Regions from separate parts of the Mus musculus genome. Here regions 2 and 3 are each linked to region 1. A link is a loop called in an ENCODE intact Hi-C map of the cell type or tissue named here. Cell type or tissue: gastrocnemius. All regions are shown on one strand. Each heading gives the region's core, and the rest is flanking DNA. Links, peaks and the distances in the headings are about the cores only. Region 1 holds the start of Cdc6 (cell division cycle 6). Region 2 holds the start of Msl1 (male specific lethal 1). Region 3 has its middle 4.4 kb from the start of Wipf2.

The links. Peaks named below come from ENCODE experiments on the same cell type or tissue, not always from the same donor. Only the 100,000 strongest peaks of a DNase experiment are listed, where the experiment ranks them.
Region 2: it touches region 1 in a loop (3-fold over the local background); 3 of 42 quality-filtered maps call a loop at or near these places.
Region 3: a loop joins it to region 1, with 7 times the contacts of the local background. A loop is called at or near these places in 21 of 42 quality-filtered maps.

Annotation. Positions count from the first base shown.
Region 1 is chr11:98,906,994-98,913,856 of GRCm38, reverse strand. It overlaps Cdc6 (cell division cycle 6), which reads right to left and starts at 6,056. Exons shown (of 12, transcript NM_001025779.2): 1 at 5,876-6,056; 2 at 5,027-5,220; 3 at 3,386-3,670; 4 at 3,080-3,279; 5 at 2,294-2,469; 6 at 1,592-1,698. The coding sequence starts at 5,207. In gastrocnemius, for the core only: a CTCF peak has its summit at 4,007 (motif pointing right); DNase peaks (open chromatin) are centred at 4,021 and 6,132; H3K4me3 peaks cover 756 bases.
Region 2 is chr11:98,791,244-98,798,106 of GRCm38, reverse strand. Msl1 (male specific lethal 1) reads right to left here and starts at 2,591. Exons shown (of 9, transcript NM_028722.3): 1 at 1,503-2,591. The coding sequence starts at 2,276. In gastrocnemius, for the core only: CTCF peaks have their summits at 2,212 and 3,013; DNase peaks (open chromatin) are centred at 1,497, 1,841, 2,488, 2,906 and 1 more place; H3K4me3 peaks cover 4,224 bases; H3K27ac peaks cover 4,890 bases.
Region 3 is chr11:98,855,750-98,862,612 of GRCm38, reverse strand. No RefSeq gene overlaps it. Among named protein-coding and RNA genes, the nearest start is that of Wipf2, 4.4 kb to the left of the region's middle. In gastrocnemius, for the core only: a CTCF peak has its summit at 3,339 (motif pointing left); DNase peaks (open chromatin) are centred at 3,333 and 4,513.

The DNA.
Region 1 (6,863 bases), core at 1,257-6,256:
ATTACCACCAGCAGCAAAACCATCCTAAAAGGAAATTAAGCCCCTTAAGATTCCCTGGCTTAACCCAGCATTTCAACTGTTGCTTCCACTTGCCCCATACCCCATGCTGCAAGCTGAGATGGACCTACTAGGTAAGATGGAGTGCTTAGACAGGTATTGTGAAACACGCTCATAGTCTCAGCACTGGGGAGACTAACACAGGAGGCTCACAGGTGTGAGGCTACCCTGGACAAGGGACCTTGTCTCCAGAAAGAAGGGGGTAAGAAAAGAGATTTCTGTTGAATTCCAGGCTAGCCAGGGCTGCAGCGAGACCCTGCCTCAAAAATAAATCTACTGAGCCAGGCGTGGTGGTGACCCTCCCACCCCTGCCCTCCGGACCCTGTTTCATCACAGCTCTCTGGATGCAGGTGGATCTGAGTTCAAGGCCAGTCTGGTCTACAGAGTTAGTTCTACGACAGCCAGGGCTACACAGAGAAACCCTGACTTGAAAACCAAGACAGACCAAAAAGCAAAGCTATCATTTCAAAATGAGGCATTCGGTTCTTTTTTTTTCCAGTACATACATGACAAGAACTGAAGCCATGGCTTTGTGCCCACTAAGCTCATGCTCTATCAGCAACTCACACCCCTCACTGCCTATGTTACTTTGCATGATTATGTGCGGTGCATGTAAACACTCATGAGTATATGCACTTCTGTGTGAGTGTAGGTGAGGCCCAAGTTGGTGTGAGATGTTCTCCTTTAGGGTTCTGCACCTTAGTTTTTGAGACAGGATCTCTCATGCTTACACAGCAAGCACCTTGCCCAATGAGCCATCTCTCCAACAGCAACCCCTATTTTTTAGTAGTCGTAATAGCAGTAATACTACACTAATACTAATCCTTTTGCTTGCTATGACACCCCAAATCATGATCTTCCTGCTTCATCCTCCCAAACAGCTGTGACCATAGGAATACACTGTGGCGTCTGGCCTCTTTGTCATTTTTATTCCGACCTAACAAAAAAATCAATGTCATGTTATGTTAACTTACTACCATAGTAATTAATTTTTTTTTTTTTTTGAGACAGGGTTTTTCTGTATAGCCCTGGCTGTCCTGGAACTCACTTTGTAGACCAGGCTGGCCTCGAACTCAGAAATCCGCCTGTCTCTGCCTCCCAAGTGCTGGGATTAAAGGCGTGTGCCACCACCGCCCGGCAGTAATTTTCTTATTTTGCTAAGACAGAAAGCTGGCTTATGATCCTCCATGGGTACCAGGGATGCAAGCAGTGCAGAGCTGCATGCAAGCAAAACACTCATGCACATAAATGAACAAACAACAGAGGTCACTAATGTGCACAGGGAAAGCTCACAGCTACAATGGACTAAGCACTGGCTATGAAGGCACAAGGAGCAGGCTTCAGACCTCAGAAGGTGGAGCTAAGATGCCCAGGACAAGCTGGCCAGTGAGTTCCAGGTCCAGCAAAAGACTCTCCCTTAGTAAATAAAAAATGAAGACCTATGATGTCAACCTCTGGTCTCTACACCAACATACTTCACACACACAGCTACTAAACAACTAACAAAGCTTCACATTAGCAACTGAGCACTAACCAATGAGCACCAATCGGGAGTTGCTTAGCCACGGCCACTCAAACAGTGTGTATAATACATCCTGCCCTTTGCTGTCCAGCTGATCCATCTCGTCCAACACCAACACGCTATGGAAAAAGAGAATGAATTAGTACCAGTAGTCACATTCTCAACCTTCCAAGATTGGATCTGAGCTACCCCTTGGGTTGCTTGCCTTAGGTTGGTAGGTCGACAGCCCCCATCACTAACATCATCCAGTTGTTTTCAAGGAACTAGTTTAAAAACAGTTACATTTTAAACTAGGCCTGGCAGTGATGATGCATAATGTAGGCCCATCTCTTGTGAGTGTAAGGCCAGCCTGGTCTACACTAGTTCCAGGACATCCAAGAATACGCAAAAAAAGCCCCATTTCAAAAAACAAAACAAAAGCATCCCAAACGAAACAATAAAACCCCCAATGCAACAACAAAACAGTTAAAATTTAAACTCAATAATCAGAAAGTTCAGGGGCTGTGGGTGTGACTCAGTGGTAGAGCACTTATCTAACACACACAGAACCCTGGATTTGAGCCCTAGCACCACCACTAAATAAATTAGAAACTGTATTATCTTTCTTTTCTTGAAGCACATGTACCCATGCCGCAGAGCAAAGTTCTTTCCCTCGGTAACCCCTTACAGACTTTCACTGAGCATCACGCAGCAGACAGACAGGCAGGCACTCACATCATGGGGCCTTTCTCTGCTGTCAAGTGCTTTTCCAGTTTTCTCATCAAGTCCTTCCCAGCTGGTCTGCACAGCTCCTCCCGACCAATCTCCTGAGCAATAGCTGGGAACACAGCCTGGGCACTCCTCAGGGACATGCAATTCAGCAGGATGGATTTAAAGCCTTTTACTTCCTTCTAGGTTAAAACAAACAAACAAACACCGGAGTTATGTCATCTTCAGACAATGATTTCCTCAAACCTGACTGGATCTCAGAGCAAACAGGACACAAGAGTGACACTCTACTTTCTTTGGAAAGATTTATACCCTGAAATAACAAAATTACTTACTTCTAGGAAGCAGTCAATCTCCCAACCATCTATTCTTCCTGAACCTTTAAGAGTCAATTGTTAGCCAGGCGTGGTGGTGCACGCCTTTAATCCCAGCACTCGGGAGGCAGAGGCAGGCGGATTCCTGAGTTTGAGGCCAGCCTGGTCTACAAAGTGAGTTCCAGGACAGCCAGGGCTACACAGAGAAACCCTGTCTCGAAAAACCAAGAAAAGTCAATTGTTGGGGCTGGAGAGATGGCTCAATGGTGGCTGCTCTTCCAAAGGACTCAGGTCCAATTCCCAGCACCCACATTGCAGGGCACAACGGTCTAGAACTCTAGTTCCAGGGGGATCCAACATCCTCACACAAACATACATACAAGCAGAACACCAGTGTGCACTTACTAGCGCGCACACACACACACAAATTGATATATTATCTCAGCAAAAATATCCATAATTCAGATGCTTGGTGTACCTTGAAGTCTTGCAGAATCCGGCTTAAACAGGCAGTTTTTCCAGTCCCAGGAGCGCCAGAAAGGTAGAGACTGCCAGCTTTCTTCCCACAGATGTGCTCCTTCAGAAAATTCCTGATGACACCCATCTCCTGCTCTCTGGCAGGCAGCCGATCCGGGACAGCTGTATTCAGGACGAGCTTGGCTTGCTGATAGCAAGTGCCTGTGTCGGACAAATGAACAATTAAAGACAAAGCCGAAGGTGACTGGGTTTCATTCAGACCCACCAGCACGGTCCCTGATGGCTACTCTACCACGTAAGGACTCACCTTCTTGCTTGAACAGTCTTATACACACAGACTCCTTCTCCGGCGGACATTTCTGCTCAGGATCTGCTTTGCTCTCTGGACTTCTTTGAGCGGAGGAGGAACGTATCTGGTGTTGGCGAACTCTGTCTTGTTCTTTTGGGGGGGAAGCCTTAAATGTCGGCTCATCATCGAATACTAATCTGCACCCCTTCCACGTATGTGAGCGAGGGGGTCCGTTTTCTTTCTTGCCCAGCTTTGGTGGAGAACAGGGAGATAACCGGGGAGTGTTGCACAGGTTGTCATCGCCTGAAACGTGAAGCAGACATGCTCAGTCAGAGCGATGCTGTCAGCCACCTAAAACACTGTCTGTCCTTCACTGCGGAGGGCAGGAAAAAGAACCACAAAGACCTCCCCCACGATCAGAAAGAGGTGAATCGCTTTCTTTTTTTGAGACAGGATTTCTCCTCAGAGCCCTGGCTGTCCTGGTAACCCGGGAGGCCCCTGAACTCACAAAGGACCTGCTTGCCCCTGCCTCCTGAGTGCTAGGATTAAAGGTGTGCACCACCATCACCGGCAAGAGGTGAATTTCTACCCGAGTCAGAACCACAAAAGAAACTTCTCACCAAGGAGCAGATGTGGCCACCAGATGGCACCCCTGAATCTTATCATTTGGTAGCAACCTAATGAGTTCTAGTGGTGTGAAACTGTAAGATTCTTTTTAAATAAGCCTCATCAACCTTGGCGCTCCCGACATCTCAGGATAAGTAAGCTCCCTCTATAGGGAGCTGTTTGTGTGCACTGCTGGATGCCCAGCATCCTGGTTAGCTCTTACTCACGGTTCCAATACCACCCCCTCAACGGGAACAATCTTCAGATATGGCCAAATCACCCCCCACTCACAACAGACGCTCTCTGTACACATCTACCCATAACACCAGTACAGAAGCTCTTAGACTGGGCACGTAGGGCCGGTGGTACAGCACTTCCTAGCACATATAAGGTCTTGGGTTCAACCCCTAACATCCAAGCAGCTGCAACATTACCACACACAGTATGCGTGGTAGCGCGGGAAGGACCTCAAGTCTGAGGCAATCCTGGGCTACAAAAGCGAGTTCCAGGCCAGCCTGAGTTAGAGATCATTTCTCCAAAAACACCAAACACATCGAAAACCGGAAATGGCTGTCAAGTACTATTTGATAGCAAAAATTAAAAAAATATTAAGAATCTCATCAAATTTTTCTTTCTCAAGACAGGAGTTCTCTGGGTTAACCCAGGCTGGCCTGAAACTCACTCTGTGGACCAGGTTGGCCCCAAACTCAAGAGACCCACCTGCCTCTGCCTTCTGAGTGCTGGGATTAAAAGCAAGCTCACCACCTCCCGGGTTATTTGTTTCCTCTTAATTTCACAAGCACGCAGGCGAGTTCCATAACACTATAACTTCAAGGGAAATGTAAAGGACAGAACTAAGGAAATGAAGATCAAACCTAGGTTCCTTAGCAAATGATCTCTAGTGTACGGCTCAACCGTGAAATTCGGTACACACTTGGCAGCCATTATGAAGGCAAATACAGCTCTGGTTTTAAGAGCCAGGCACCTCAGCATCAAGGCAGGAAAGGCTGAGAGCTCAGTCACAAAGTCGCACTCACAAAGCGGAGGGCTTACCCAGACGTTTTCGGGGACTGAGAGGCAGAAGTTTTACGTCCACACACGGAGTGGTGGGTACAGGCTGGACGTTTCTAAGTTTTACTTCACAATCCCGGGAATTGGGTTTCTTCAGGGTATTAGATAGCTTCTTTTTCGGAAAACCGATGGTAGCTTGTGTCTGGGATCTGGTTTGAGGCATGATGGCCACACAACTGGATACAAAGGAAAATCAGGAGAGCAAAGAGAAAAACACACAGAGCAATATAAATAATTATATTGGGGACCAGCACTCCATAAATCACGTTAACATAGCATTTTTAACATTTAGTTGTGCTTCCCATGCAAATCTATGTAATAAAGGGTAACGTCTGTCTGCCTAGTACGTGTAACATTCCGTTATACACATATTACACACTACAGTCTTACCATACGTCAAATGTAGACACTATTAGCCCTCTCTTAAAGAGATAGTCACAGAAACACACGGCTATCACCCTGGGCACCCTGGGACCAGAAGCCAAGTTCTTACACTTGTATGATGCCAGAAGTCTGTCTCCATTTATTTCTATAATACTTTAGCTCCTTCCCTGCAGACATGTGAGACGTCTTTAGCACTGGTTTGGTTCCAGACCGTCACCTTTAGGCTCTCCCAAGTCCTGGGCAAGGGCAGCTGCGTCCTCTGCTCAAAACTAGCCAGCACTCCACCAAACTCCCGACCCCACCCTACACCGTTTCCTCCCAGCAGCTCTCTCCTTCCCAACGCGGCGTGCTCGAACCGCTTCTAGAGCTCACAACCCCCTCCCTGACCCAGCCTCAGACCCCAGGCGATTTCCCGCTCTCCACCGGCCTTGCTCGGACCAGCCTCACCTCTCTGGACACCAGACCTCGCGGAGCTTTGCACTCTTCAGGGCCGTGTCGCTCAGTGCACACTCCTCGCGTCTCGATCACCACCGTAAAAACTCTCCCGCCACAAATTCTACAGCAGCTGCAAAGTCAACTCGCGCCAAAGCCGCTCTACTTCAGCCTTCTCGTCTCCCGCCAAAGTCCAGCCAGGCTTCTGATTAGTTGTCACTCATCACCACGCCTTCGCCGGTGACGGCCGGCAGCCAATAGGACAGCCCCAGGTCTCAGCGACCACCACGAAGTCACACCCACTCGCCCGGGAGGGCGTTAACTTTTGAGACCTCGGAGGAAAGGCGCGCGTTTACGAGCGCGTCACGCCGTAAAGCCTGGCGGGAAGTGTAGTTTTTTTTTTTTTTTTTTTTTTTTTGCCTCTACGCACATCTACTTCCGTATTTTTATTTCTACTTTGTCCTCCACCCAGCCTCCCCACCGTTGCCTAACGTCCTCATTCTACTGGGCTACCTTTGCTCATCTTATCTGCCAAACATCCCTATTTTCATTATTCTGGTGGGCTAGATTTTAAGAGGGCTACAAGGCCTACTTTTTGGGGGGCGGTCCTGTATGGCATGAAGCAAATGAATGTATAAGGTCACAGAATTTTCTGTGGGGAGGAGCTGATAACTCGAACCAGGGTATTTTTTTGGGGGGCGGGGGGGCAAGTTCTAGACCTATCTAAGCAAACTGACATCATCTCACTATTTGTTGACTTGCGCTTGCTCAGTGAGAAACAAGTGCAACACCAAACGTATAATTTCAAGGTCATACATTCCAAGTGCTGCCTTAACATCCATCTAGCTACACATCATAGGGAGTAAAATTATGTCTCTTTAATTTGAAAATCTCTTATGGCCAAGCACTAGGGTCTGGGACCCAAGGAAAAGAGTTATCGGCAAGGCAAGCTGAGCATTTAATGAAAAATGTAACTAGAGCAGCCATTTGCAGGCAGGTCAGG
Region 2 (6,863 bases), core at 1-5,000, 110 kb after region 1:
CAGGGCTAAGACTGTAGTACATGACAGAAGCCGTGAATGCCAAGCTCAGACCAATGCCTTAGCATTAACTCACCCCACTTTTTCCTACCTTGAAAAGCCTATGAAGGAGGCCAAAGAAGGCATCACCTCAAGAACTCAGCACAACCCTCCAGCTGCAGTAGTGTCCCCCCGCCCCCTGCCAGCCACTCGTGTCACCTGTGTTCTGATTCACAGCCTTAGCATTACTTAGCCATGTTTCGTGGGTGACATAGTCTTCATTTCTTCTCCTTTACTGATCCTTCTCTTCCCACCCCCTTCCCATGAAAGGAAGGATATGTTGTGTTTTTACGGCAGGGCCATCACACCGTAGACTGCAGTACAGTGCTGAGCAGTGCCACTCCATGCTGAGTTACTTCCACAAAGCAACACTGAGGTATTTCAACAAGACCTGCCCCAGCTCCTGTTCCACCTTGCAGAAGGCACTCTCCAATCAAACAGAGGCCTGATGGCGACTTATTTAGGAAGCAAACAAAATGAACAGCTCTTCTGCTCCCATGCTCAGCCTGTGGTGCGTGAAGCCCCAGAGTAAGAGGAGCCAGGAGGGAGGGAGGGGGGAGCAGGGCCTGAGCGCACTGTAGAAGCCATGTTTATTTTTAGGCGTCTAAAAGGTATGTTACCACTGTAGCACCCACCACCCCAGCGGCCCTGAGGTGTGAGGGAGTGTGCTTAACATGTGTGCCCAAGGCTGCTGCTCATGCAAGCAAGCCTATGGAGTCATGCTTTCCAGGAGTACAAAGAAATAACCAACAACTTTTCTAATACCTCAAGATTCAAAAACAGGTCTGGGAGGTGGAAGGGTTTACAGAATACATCGAATAAGCTTATGTCTCAAAATCTGCCAGCTTAGTCAAGGGACGTGGTCAGCGGGTAGTGTTTTATAACTCAGATTTTCTACTAGAAACTCTCTGAAATCAAAGGCAGTGATTCTCATTTAGGAGAGCTAAAACAGGATTCCACGTACACCATCTTTACCCTCTACCGACCAAAAGACCTATGACAACCCTCCTGTCTAAAGATGCAACAGCGGTGGTTACGGCAACAGCTGTTATAGCCTCCTCTCCAATGCACAGCTAAGGCAACAGCGCTTGAATACAACCCCTGCCATACAGCCACATCTGCACCCCACCCTATCATTTTTAACCCCTCGTAAATCAGGTCTTTCCCACTCTAAACGTCTTTCCCACAAGTGTGGGGCTGTCGTTTTAAATTAACCCTTTGGCAACCGAAGCCTCCCATAACACCCCCCACCACACACACACAGGTTGCCCTTTAACCCTTCCTTCCGACCCAACGTGTCAGTGATGCCAGGCTCCTAACGACCCAACATCTAAGGCACTCTTTAGCTGGTGGCCAACTTCCTCTAACCCTAACCGAGCGGGGACCTCTGCCTCCTACAGCCCCCTTCCCCCGAGCATGCGCAGAGCTCGCTCTCCATCCCTAATGCAGATTAACCCCTCCCGTACCGTATCTCTCTCGGACTTCAGCTCCTCTATCTCCTTCTCCTTGGCCTGCAACTGCTGCTGCTGCTGTTCGATGAGGTCCAATTGCAGCAGAAGGATCTGTTTGAGGCAGGCGGCCTGACTGGAGGCTCCCGAGCCGCCGCCACCCCCGAGAGGGCTCTTCCTTATACTCTTCCATCTGCCCTCACTGGCCGCCAGGGTCCCAGCAGTGGCGGTGGGCGCGAGGGGTGGTGGCCCGGGCAGAGGTAGTGGTGGGGGTCCCGCCGGGTCCGAGGCGGTGGCAGCTGGGGGAGCCGCCCCACCCTTGTCCCCAGCCCAGGGCGTAGGCTCTTTGGCCGCCGCCACCACGATAGAGCCCGTCTGAATGGGCAGCACCGCCTGATACTTGGGCCGGGGGCTGCAGCCAGCGCCGGCTGCGACTGGCTCCCCGCCGATGCCGGCTTGTTTAGTAGCTGGGGGCGGACAGGGCAAGGGCACCGAACCGCCCCAGCTCTCTTCCTGCTGCCCGGGGGCCGCCCCGGCTGGGAGTAACAAGCCCCGGCCCTTGCCGCCGCCGCAGCCGGCTGGAGAGGGCGAGGGGCTCCCGCCCTGGGAAGAGGCCAGCGGGGGCCCCGGCTCCTTGAGCTTACGATGCCGGGGGAGGAAATGGGCTTCGGCCGCCCCGGACTCGTCCTCGGGCCCGCCCAGCGCCGCAGCCCGCTCGTAGTCCAGTCGCTGCTCGGGGTTGCCGCCGGCAGGGGCCGCGGCCGCCTTGAACACTGCGGATCTCATGGTCATAGTGGTCCGGAGCAGCGCGGGGGACCGAGACGGAGGAGGGGGTGGGGAAGGGGCGAGGTGCGGGGGGTCGAGGACGGAGGAGGGGGAGGGGAGTTTGGCGGGCTCGGCTCAGCAGAGCAGCCGCAGGCCTCCGCTAACGCGGCTTCTCCGAGGCCCGGGCGCCATCCCGCCGGCGAGCGGAGAAGTGGAGGCCGCAGCTGAGGCCCGCCGCCGACCCATGGTGGCCTCGCCGCCGCCTCTGCTGCCGCCACCGTCGCCTTCGCCGCAGAGGCAGGAGCTCGCACCCAGCCGCCCCCGAGCTCATCCCCGGAGCTCGCTTCGGCCCCCCCTGCCCGGCCGGGCCCGCCTCGTCTCCCCACCCCGCACCCCCCCTTCCCCGCCCCGGCCCCCCGCCCCGGAGCTCGCCTCAGCCGCCCCGAGCCTCCATTTCCCCCCCCTTGCTCCTCCTCGGGAGGGGGTGGGAGGGACGGGTCCGCCCAGAGCCCTCCTACTCCGGGAGGGGGGGTCTGCCGCCTCCCCCGGGGGTTCTCCGCGCCGCCGGGTCCCCCTCCCCCACAGTCACCCCCGACTCCTCGGCGTTTCCCTTTAAAAAAAACGGAGCCGCCGCAGCCGCCGCCACCGCCGACCGGAGCGCGCATGCGCCGAGAGGGCAGCGGGCGGGAGCGAACCGGGAGCGGAGAGGAGGGAGGCGGGTAGCGCTATTGTGAAAGGGGCCGCGGCTACCGCTGCCGCCGCGAGGGGGAGGGGACCGAGGCGCGGGGGCCCACGAGGGGAGGTCGGGGACGAGGGCGAGGACGCAGGAGCGGGCGAAGGTGGGCTGCCGAGGCAGGGGCGGGCTGGGGAGGGAAGAAGGGCGAGGGCGGCCGCTGGTGGTTGGGGAATGCGGAGGATCCCCGGCAAAACCAAGTGCGAGAGAATGGGGTTGGGGAGGAAGGAAGGAGGTAGATGCTCCCGCCCCTCGCGGACGCCTACCGACCGCTCTGCTGAGCCGGCCTTCGTCGGATAGCCCTTCCCTGGCGACCTGGCTACGCGCCTGGCCCACACCGGAGCCCCGCGCGCCTTCGGGACCGGCCCCGACCCAGGCTCCCTTGGAGCCTGCGGCTGTTTCATGGAGTAGAAGTCAAGCTTCCACCCTCTAGGCTCCCTGGCGGTCCCACATGGGTTGGGGAAAGAAGTGAAGTTCTTTGTCTCTAAGGGATCCAGCACAGAAATGGAGGGACCTCTGGTTCCCAGAAGCAGCAAAATCCATGATGTCTGCTGCCCAGGGAGTTGTAAGCACAACCTTGGGGTGAAGTACTGCCAACTACCGACAGTTGTTTCCCAAGCAGCCATGTCTCCAGCCTTCTTAAGCTGTAGCTACTCCTAGCATCTTCTGGAAAAAGATTCAAGAAATCTATGGAGAGATGTATGCCGGTGTTAGGACTAAGTGTTCTTTAGGGCCTTCTATTGGAGCACTTCCCAATTCTCCAGGTTCATAGTGTCTGTGTGCCTTAATTTTCCAAGCAACTTTAGCCACTAAGTCCTCATAGTTCCCTATGGAAAAAACATGTACATAGTTGTAAATTAATTGGTTGCTTATCTGTCTGAAGTGCACTTCTAAAATTTTTTTATAGGAGATAGGTATAGTGGTCTACACCTTTAACCCCAGCCCTTGTGAGGCAAAGACAGGAGAATGTGTGAGTTCGGGGCCATCTTGGTTCACATAGCAAGTTCCAGGACAGGGCTACATATACCTTGTCTAAATAAATAAATAAATGTCTCAATGCGAGCAAGCAGATCTTGTCTCTATAAATAAATAAACGATAAGTTGTACAGAGAAAACAAGGACACCTGGTTCAATGCGAAATTTAGTTAGAAACTGCTTCTGCTTTGTGGGCTCTAAGCATGAAACACTGAAAAACTTCATGGGTATGAAAGTCCTGAGTCCCCGTCCTCTTTCCATCAGGTGGGCCTCAGAACTGCACAGGAAGGCAGTAGAAGGAAGGGCAGGATTAGAAAGAAGTTTGTAGAATGTGGTCTTTTTCAGTGTGAAGACTACCACCTCACTATCCTGATAACCTCCCAGATTTGTGGCTTGTTGGACCCTTACTCCAAAATCCTATCTCCAACTCCCTAGAATATGGCCAACTGGATGTCTGATATGCACTTCAGACTCAAGCTTTCGACTCTGCACCTAAATCCTGTTTCCAGTTAAGTCAGTCCATCTTACTTTAAAAATCCAAGCTAGTACATTTTACATCTTCGCCACAACTCTACCTTGATGTAAGCTGCCACCTCTGCTTTTCTGTTTATTGTTTTAATTATGAAATGCTTGTGATTTGTCTCATGATTTCAACCTCTGCCTAAGTCTTCCCCGGTCATTTGTAGTGATCCTGATAGATTTAAGGTCATAATATAAGATCATAAGATCACTTGGATTAAAAGTGTAATGGTCTGAAGGACCTGGCCCTTCAAGCTGCTGTGGACTGGAGAACTCTTACGGCTTTCTGTGGACCCTCTCCTGCCGTCCTCGCCTCCTGTGTCTGTCTGCTCGGGTCTATACGTTTGCTGTTCTCATATGGATCCCTACTCACAGGACTTCCACACTTCTTTGTTCCTTTTTACTAAATATCACCTTTTAGATGCCTCCTCTGCTGGCCTCTTATTTCCTCTGCAGGATTTAATCAGCATCTAATACATACTTTGTCCTGCATTATCCTCAACTCCTAATGTGAATCTTACAGGTTGCTCACTGAATGTTGTCCGTATCGACACCCATACGTGTTACAAAGTGCCATCTTGAAGCCTGTTCAGGTGTGAGTCCACGAGTCAGTTCATGTAGGGTGACAGTACTCTGGGGATGTATAGAGAAATGACAGACAGGAGGGTGAGCAGAGACCCAGGCCTGTTGTCTGAAAAGCTAGTAAAGTCAGCTCTTTTGGGAGACTGCAGTAAAACAATTCCAAGTTCAAGACTTGCCAGGTTACAGAATGACAGGACTCTGCCATGGTTCAGTGGTTAGTGCGTCTGCATTCCTAGCATCCACAAAATCCTAGGTTCAATCCTCAGTATCACATAAAAAAGGACCGCTGAGCCGCCTCAGAGGCTAAGGGAAACTGCAGAGATGCTTGGCGTACAGAGCTCAATCTCTATGGACACAAAGGAGAGAGGGAGATAACCCGCCTGTCTCCTGACCTCCACTCTCACTGGAGAGGTACAGGAGCCAAACTTAAGTGAAATAAATGTAAATATGTAGAGAGAGAAGCCAAGGCTGTAGCATGAACCGGCCAGAAGCTATCACAGAGCTGGCGAGCTGGTTCAGCAGGCACAGGTGCTTGCCCGGCGAGCCTGGCCACCTGAGGTAAATTCCCAGGACATGGGCACAGGTGGAAGGAGGGAAGCAACTCCACCGCCACAGAATGCTGACAAGCCTCCACCCCCCACATGCACACCAACCCAAACTGGAGTCATTAGCATCGTTAGAAAACTTGGATGTGCAAATTTCCAGGTCCCACCCTAGGCCTAAAGATTCCCTAGCTCTGCGTGGTTTTGAGCCATCCCTCCTCCCCTGGGGCTTTGTTTCTATTTATTCTTTCTTTAGACGGGGTCTTGAGTACACAAACTGACTTTGAACTCCTAATCTGGCTACCACCTCCTGAGTGCTGGGATTACAAACACTATCATGCTAAGCTAAACCTTCCTCCTACCCACTCTTAAAGGGCCAGACAGTGACTTATGTTAGGCTTGAATGACTGGAAGGCCTTTTTTTCCTCTTCAACTTCAGTACCACCACTGCAATGCAAAAGCAGCCCCACCCCCACTGAATGATATGGTGTACACGGTCATTTTCCAATATGAACTTTATTATAAGAAATTTGTATTCCTAATAATTTTGTTTGGGGTTTTGAGACGAGGTCTGAGGTCTCTCGTGTATATTTATCTCTTCCAGGTAGCCTCGAATTACTGTGTAGCTCTGAAGGACCTTGAACTTCTTCCTGCATCTATCTCTAGAGTGCTGGATTATAGACATTGACCATTGTATGCATTCACAACAGGCCAAATACAGTCAGTGCTGGGGGTCTTACCCAGGGCTTCACCGTTGCCAGGCAAGCACTCTACCAACTGAGGCACATCCCCAGCCCTGTTTCTAACAGTTTATAACCTTATCTTAAAATTTGCAACTATCAGAGGAGATGACTCAGCAGTTAAGAGCACTGGTTTCTCCTCCAGAGGACCTGGGTTCAATTCCCAGCACCCACATGGTGCTCATAACTGTCTGTAACTCCAGTTCCTGGGGGGTCCATATGGTACAGGGCATGTACAAGGTGCACATATATGTGCATGCAGGCAGAATACCCATACACATAAAATAATACATTGCAACTATTACAGGTTTTTGGTTTGTTTGTGACAGTGTCTCACTAGGTAGCCCTAACTGTCCTGCAACCAATTAGATCACTTGAAAGTCATGGTGATCCGTCAGCCTCTATCTCCAGAGTCCTGGGAAGTCTTCAGTGTCTGAAGAGAGCACATATACATAAAATAAACAAATCTTGCTGGGTGGTGGCAGTTGGTGGCGCACACCTTTAATCCCAACACTTGGGAGGC
Region 3 (6,863 bases), core at 731-5,730, 51 kb after region 1:
CATGCTGGTGTATGGTGCTCATGCGGGCTGGCATGTAAACAGACAGCTGACGTCCAAGTCAGTGTGCGATTAGAGTTGTGACATGTGCCGGGATGTCACAGGAGTGATGAATTCCTGCTGAAGAATGAGAAGAGATTTGTAAATGGTTTGAACTAGCCCCTGCAAGATGAGTAGAATTTTGCTGGGCTCTGTAGCTCAGAGGAGGCAGAGGCAGGCAGATCTCTTAGCTGGGGGCCACCCTGGTCTACAGAGCAAGTTCCAGGACAGCCAGGACTGCACAGAGAAATTCTGCCTCAGAACACCAAAACAAACAAAACAAGAAGAAGAAGGGGGCTGGAGAGATGGCTCAGTGGTTAAGAACACGGATTGCTCTTCCAGAGGTCCTGAGTTCAATCCCCAGCAACCACATGGTGGCTCACAACCATCTGTAATGGGATCTGATGCCCACTTCTGGTGTGTCTGAAGACAGTGACAATGTACACTCATATATAAAATAAATCTTTTAAAAAGAAGAAGAAGAAGAGGAGGAGGAAGAAGAAGAAAGAGGGGGAGGAAGAAGAAAAAAGAGGAGGAGGAAGAAGAAAGAGGAAGAAGAAAAAGAAGGAGGAGAAAGAGGAGGAAAGAAAAAAGATGAATAGGATTTTGTTACTAATCAGTGAAGGCGGGGAACACATACCAGGCATGATCAGTGGATGCAAAGGTAAAGATGCTCAGATAGCTACGTCATGAATATCTGATAATGGGGCGGCTGGACGAGAAATGCAGTGAATCTGCACTGTTTACTAACTAGAGCTTCTGAACTCTTTCCTTCATCTCCTTACCTGCCCCGTCTTCGGTTGCTCAACGATATGTAGACCCACTTTCTTCCTTCCTCCCTCCTTTTTAAATTTCTTTTTAGTTATATTTTTTTTTCCATTTATTTATTTATTCACGTTACATCCTGATCACAGCCCCCCTCCTTCCTCTCCTCCCAGGCCCACCCTCACATGACCCTCCCCTCCCCCTTTCCTTCTCCTCAAAGAACTTGGTACCCTATGACTACCAACCCTCCTTGGCACATCAACTCCCAGCAGGACTAAGCGCATCCTCTCCCACTGAGGCCAGACAAGGACGGCTAGCTAGGGGAAAGGGACCCAAAGTCAGGCAACAGAATCAGAGACAGTCACCTGCCAATTGTTAGGGAGCCCATGGAAGACCAAGCTACACAACTGCTATACATGTGTAGGGGGCCTAGGTCCAGCCCATGCATGCTCTTTGGTTGATGGTTCAGTTTCTGTGAGCCCCCTGTGGGCCCACATGAAGTGGCTCTGTAGGTTTTCTTGTGGTGTCCTTGACCCCACTGGCTCCCTCAATCCTTCCCTGCAGTGGACCCACTTTCAATCCCTTCATGTCGTGAAGTCACCTCTTCATACCATGAAGTCCCCCCTTCATACCATGAAGTCCCCCCTTCATACCCTCAAGTTCCCTCTCAAAGCCCTTGAAATGGTTATCTTTGTCTCATGCTTGTTGTCCAAGCCCTTGCTTCAGTGTCCCCTCTCCTGAGGGTATTCTCTGCCCAGTATAGCTAAAGTAACCCCCTGCTCTCTTGTTCAACCTGTGTCAAAGAGCAGCCACTAGGGTGAATACAGGGGCATCTCACTTAGGGAAATATCAATAACAAGCTTTATGAAGAAAGAAACCAAGACTCTATCTCCCATTTTCTACATGAAGTCTATAGGAATGGGCTAGGATCTTCAGATTTTGTGCTTTCAATGCTTGGTGGCTCTGTACTGTCCTCCTCCTCCTCCTCCTCCTCCTCGTCCTCTTCCTCCTCCTCTTCCTCTTCCTCCTCTTCCTCCTCTTTTTCCTCTTCCTCCTCTTTCTCCTCCTCTTCCTCCCCCTCCTCCTCTTTTTCTTCTTTTTGTAAATGAGTTGTTAATATGTGTATGAGTGTTTTGCCTGCACATAACTATGTGTACCTCATGTGGGCCTGGTACCCTTGGAGGTCAGAGGAAGGTATTTGATCTCCTAGAATCAGAGCTGCAGATGGCTGTAAGCCACCATGTTGGTGCTAGGAATTGAACTGGTATCTTCTATAATAGAAATAAGCGTTCATAACTGCTAAGCCATCTCTCCAGCCTCATGATTGCTGGTTTTATTATTTATGTGTGTACTTATTTATTTGGAAACAGGGTCTCACTATGTAGCTCTGGCTGCTCTGGAACTTGCTATGTAGACCAGACTGGCCTCAAAGTAATAGAGATCTGTCAGTCTCTGCCTCTGGACTGCTGGAATTAAAAGCATCCACCACCATGCCCAACTATAATTGTGTTTTTAAAAATACAAATAGAGAGGGCTGGAGAGATGGCTCAGCGGTTAAGAGCACTGACTGCTCTTCCAGAGGTCCTGAGTTCAATTCCCAGCAACCACATGGTGGCTCACAACCATCTGTAATGGGATTTGATGCCCTCTTCTGGTGTGTCTGAAGACAGCAACAGTGTACTCACAAACAATAAATAAATCTTTTTAAAAAATATAAACAGTCGGGCAGTGGTGGCGCACGCCTTTAATCCCAGCACTTAGGAGGCAGAGGCAGGTGGATTTCTGAGTTCAAGGCCAGCCTGGTCTACAAAGTGAGTTCCAGGACAGCCAGGGCTACACAGAGAAACCCTGTCTTGAGAAACAAAACAAAACAAAACAAAAATAAAATAGAAGTAAGACAGTAAGACATTTTCTGGGTGCGTGGTTCATGCTCATAAACTTGGCGTTTGATGAGCTGAAGCAGGAGGATGACTATGAGCTTAAGGCAAGCAGGGCTACTTCGTGAACTTTCAGCCAGCATGGGCTATGTAGTGAAACTGTGTTGTGCTCCTAACCCCAAAGCTGGAGGAGACAAAGACAAGTGGACCCGAGGGTAACCAGCTAGTCTACCTAAATCATCAAGTTTCAGGCTCAGCGAGAGACTCTGTCTCAAAAATTAAGGTTGAGGATAGGTATGGTGACCACACCTTTAATCCTGGCACAGAGGCAGTAGCAGGCAGGGCTCTGTGACTTTGTCCCCAGTCTGGTCTACATGGGGGGTTCCAGGCCAGCCAGTGCTACTCAGAGAGACCTTGTCTTTTTTTTTTTTCCTTTGGTTTTTCGAGACAGGGTTTCTCTGTGTAGCCCTGGCTGTCCTGGAACTCACTCTGTAGACCAGGCTGGCCCCGAACTCAGAAATTCACCTGCCTCTGCCTCCCAAGTGCTGGGATTAAAGGCATGCGCCATCACGCATTAAGGCAGAAATGTTCTGTGCCCTATTATTCCCATGTCTAGGAACCCTGTGAAATTGGTCTCTGTACTGCCACCTGGTGGTTGAAAATGCCACTGCCTAAATTCCTTGCTCTCTCCTAGCCATCCGCCCAACAGAAGTAGGGATAGTTTCTTCACCAGCCCGGGAGATCGGATGCATCTGTTCAGTTTGCTTCCTAATTCCCAGCCCATTGCTGCCATGTGGATCTTTGGCTCACCCATCCAACACGGGCAGGGCAAAGGAAGAAACGCAGTCACACCAGCCACCAAAAAGGAGGCCTGCAGCTTAAAAGGTGCATGTTTCTCAGTGACTAAGACTCCTTGGAGGGGCAGCAGAGATGGCTCAGTGGGTAAGAGCACTGAATGCTCTTCAGAAAGTCCTGAGTTCAATTCCCAGCAACCACGTGGCTCACAACCACCCATAATGAGATCTGACACCACATGGCTCACAACCATCCATAATGAGATCTGACGCCCTCTTCTGGTGCGTCTGAAGTCAGCTACAGTGTACTTATATATAAAAATAGTAATAATAATAAATTAATTTTTAAAAAAAAGACTCCTTAGAGCTGGGATCCAGAGTCAGAAAGGATGGATTTGAGAACCAGAATAACAACTTGGCCTCTTGTTGCCTCTGTTTTTTTTTTTTTTGTTTGTTTGTTTGTTAAGTCTCTGGCCAGAAATGATGGTTTATGTGTGTAACGCCCACACTTGAAAAGTGGGAGCAAGCGGATCAGAAGTGCAAGGTCATCCTCAGCTCCGTAGAGAATTCCAGGTCTCTCAGGATCGCAGTTTTCCACACAGGGAGGGTAGCAGACAGATCCAGCGCTTTGGGTTTGCTGGGAAGATTAAACAGGAGAATATGAACAAACCTGCAATCTCTATACTCAGGACGATGAGGCAGGGGATAGAATGAGTTAGAGGCCAGGCTAGAAAAAAACAAAACAAAACCCACAAAGCTGTGTCCAGGCAGTGGCAGAGGACACACCCTAGAATGTCACCTTGTAAGTAATGACAGTTCTGAAAGTGGTCGAAATGAGTATGAGAGGAGCAGGAGCAACTAGGTCGCCTCCTCTTGCCAGCATGGGCAAGGTAGCATCCTCAGTACCAGGGAAGGAATGGCTGGCTCAGCATCCACGCTATGCCCCACTCCCGTGCTGTCCTGGACTGGTCCCATGGGACAGAGGCAGCCCTCCATACTAAACGAAGTCCAATTCCTGAGTGACTCCCAGTGGCGAATCTCTAGCTGTTCAGTCCCATATTCTGGCTGTTGAACTGTCTCCCTGCTGAGTCTGGCGGGTAATCCAGGACTCAGAGGCCGAGGCAGGAGGATTGAGAGTTTGAGGGCAGCCTGTACCCCAGGAAAAGACCCTATTTCCAAAAACCAAACAAGCAAACAAACCAACAACAAGAAAAAAAAAAAAGACAACCCTGTCCCTGCTTTGGGCTCAACTCCTCAAAGGAGCATTTTCTTCTTTTCTCTCCTCCCTGTTCCAGACCAACAGTGATTCTCCTCGGCTTAATTCCTACAGGCCTTATACTTATCATCTTGCATTGCATCCTGATCCTCTGGATCTTATTACAAGCAACTTAATTTATTCATTCAACAAATATGTATTGAGTGTCTGCTCAGTACCAGCTACTATTACAGATACTGGCCAGTGAGCAAGATGCAGTCACAGGGCTGAGCCATTCTGGTGTGCAAGGTGACCATGAAGCAAATATACAAAGAAACATATGTGATGTCATAAACTAGGAGTGTCTTTTTTTTTAAGATTTATTATTATTATATGTAAGTACACTGTAGCTGACTTCAGACAACCCAGAAGAGGGCATCAGATCTCATTACAGATGGTTGTGAGCCACCATGTGGTTGCTGGGATTTGAACTCAGGACCTTCAGAAGAGCAGTCAATGCTCTTAACCACTGAGCCATCTCGCCAGCCCCAAGCCAGGAGTATCTTGAGCAAAACAAAGACTAGGGGAACAGAGTAGGGAGTGGGTTTTGTCCAAGGGGTCAGTTTAGCTTAGGGAATGGAAAAGGCAAAATCTCTAAGCCAACAATGATTGTGACAAGGACAAAACAAATGGTCAGGATGACAGAGAGGAGGGATAGAGGGATAAATTTATTTAGAGCTAGGGTCTCACTACACAGCCCTGGGTAGCCTGGAGCTTTCTGTGTAGGGCAGGTTGGCTTTGAACTTGGCAGAGATCCTCCTGCCTGGGCCTCCTGAGTATTAGGATTAAAGGGCTGTGTCACCCCTTCACACACTGGAATCACACAGTGTGGTGTTATGTGCCCTTTTCTGTTATTTGGTGTTGTTTGAGATTCGTCCATGCATCTAGAGGCCATTTTTTTCTTTTTATTGTCATCTCCTTATTCTGTTTTATGAATATATCACAACTTCTTTGTTCATTGAAGGACATTTCTTTTTTTGTGTGCACTTGTATGCTCATGTGTTGTGTGTGACTGTGGGGGTGGGGAGTTGTGGGTGTGTATGTGTGTGGTGTGTGTGTGTAGTGTATGGTGAGTATGTGTGTGTGTGATATATGTGTGTATGTATGTTTACTTTTGTTCTAAGATGAGTTCTTGCTCCATCCCTCAGGTTCACCTGAGTTAATAATCCTCCTGCCTCAGTTCCCTAGAAAGCTAGGACTGTGCAGGTCTGTTATCATAGCCAGCTCCTTTTGTTGTGTATGTGCAGATGTGTGTCCAGGTGTGTTAATCCATGCACAGGAGCACAGGGACCAGAGGAGACTGTCACATGTCCTCTATTGCTCTTTACCTTATTCCCCTGAGACAGGGTCTCTCACTAAACCTGAAGTTCAGAAAGGCTGGCTGGCCAGAGAGCTCCTCTCTCTCCCCAGCACTGGCGCTGTAGGTGTGTGGAGCCATGTACAGCTCTGATCTGGATGCTGGGGATTCAAACGGAGGTCCTCAAGCTTGCCTAGCAAGCGATCCTACCCACTGCACTGGTCCTCAGCCGCACACCCAGCCTGCTTGCTTGCTTTTCTATCATAGTTGTTTTGCAATAGGATTTCAGGCTTTGGCCTAGCTGAGAACACCACTCATTCTGTGGCTCAGGCTGTCCTCACCGTTGCAGCAAACCCTCCTGTCCCGATCTCCTCAGTACTCTGATAGCAGGAATGAGGCACAGCGCTCCTTGCTGTCCTTTTCCTTAGGATGTCTAGCTGTGCGCACACAAGCAGGTGCGTGGATAAAAGTGCAGGTGTCCAGGGAGGCCCTCAGATTCCCGGAGCTGGAGTTACAAGCAGTCGTGAGCTACTTAGAGTAGGTGCCAGGAACAGAATTGCAGTCCTCTGCAATAGCACTATGTGCCTTTTAAACAGGTTATTTTATTATTTTATGAATGTGACTATTTTGTCCGCATGCACATCTGTGTAACACCTGGTATCTGCAGAGGCTAGAGGAGGGCACTGGATTCCCCAGAACTGAGTTGCAGATGGTTGGTTGTGAGCTGTCGCAGGGAAATCAATGCAGAGTGCTCCGGAAGAGCAGCCAGTGCTCCCACCTGCCGAGCCCCCTCTCCAGCCCTGTCCTCTGTTCCTGTTCTTTTTCCTTTCCTTCTTCAC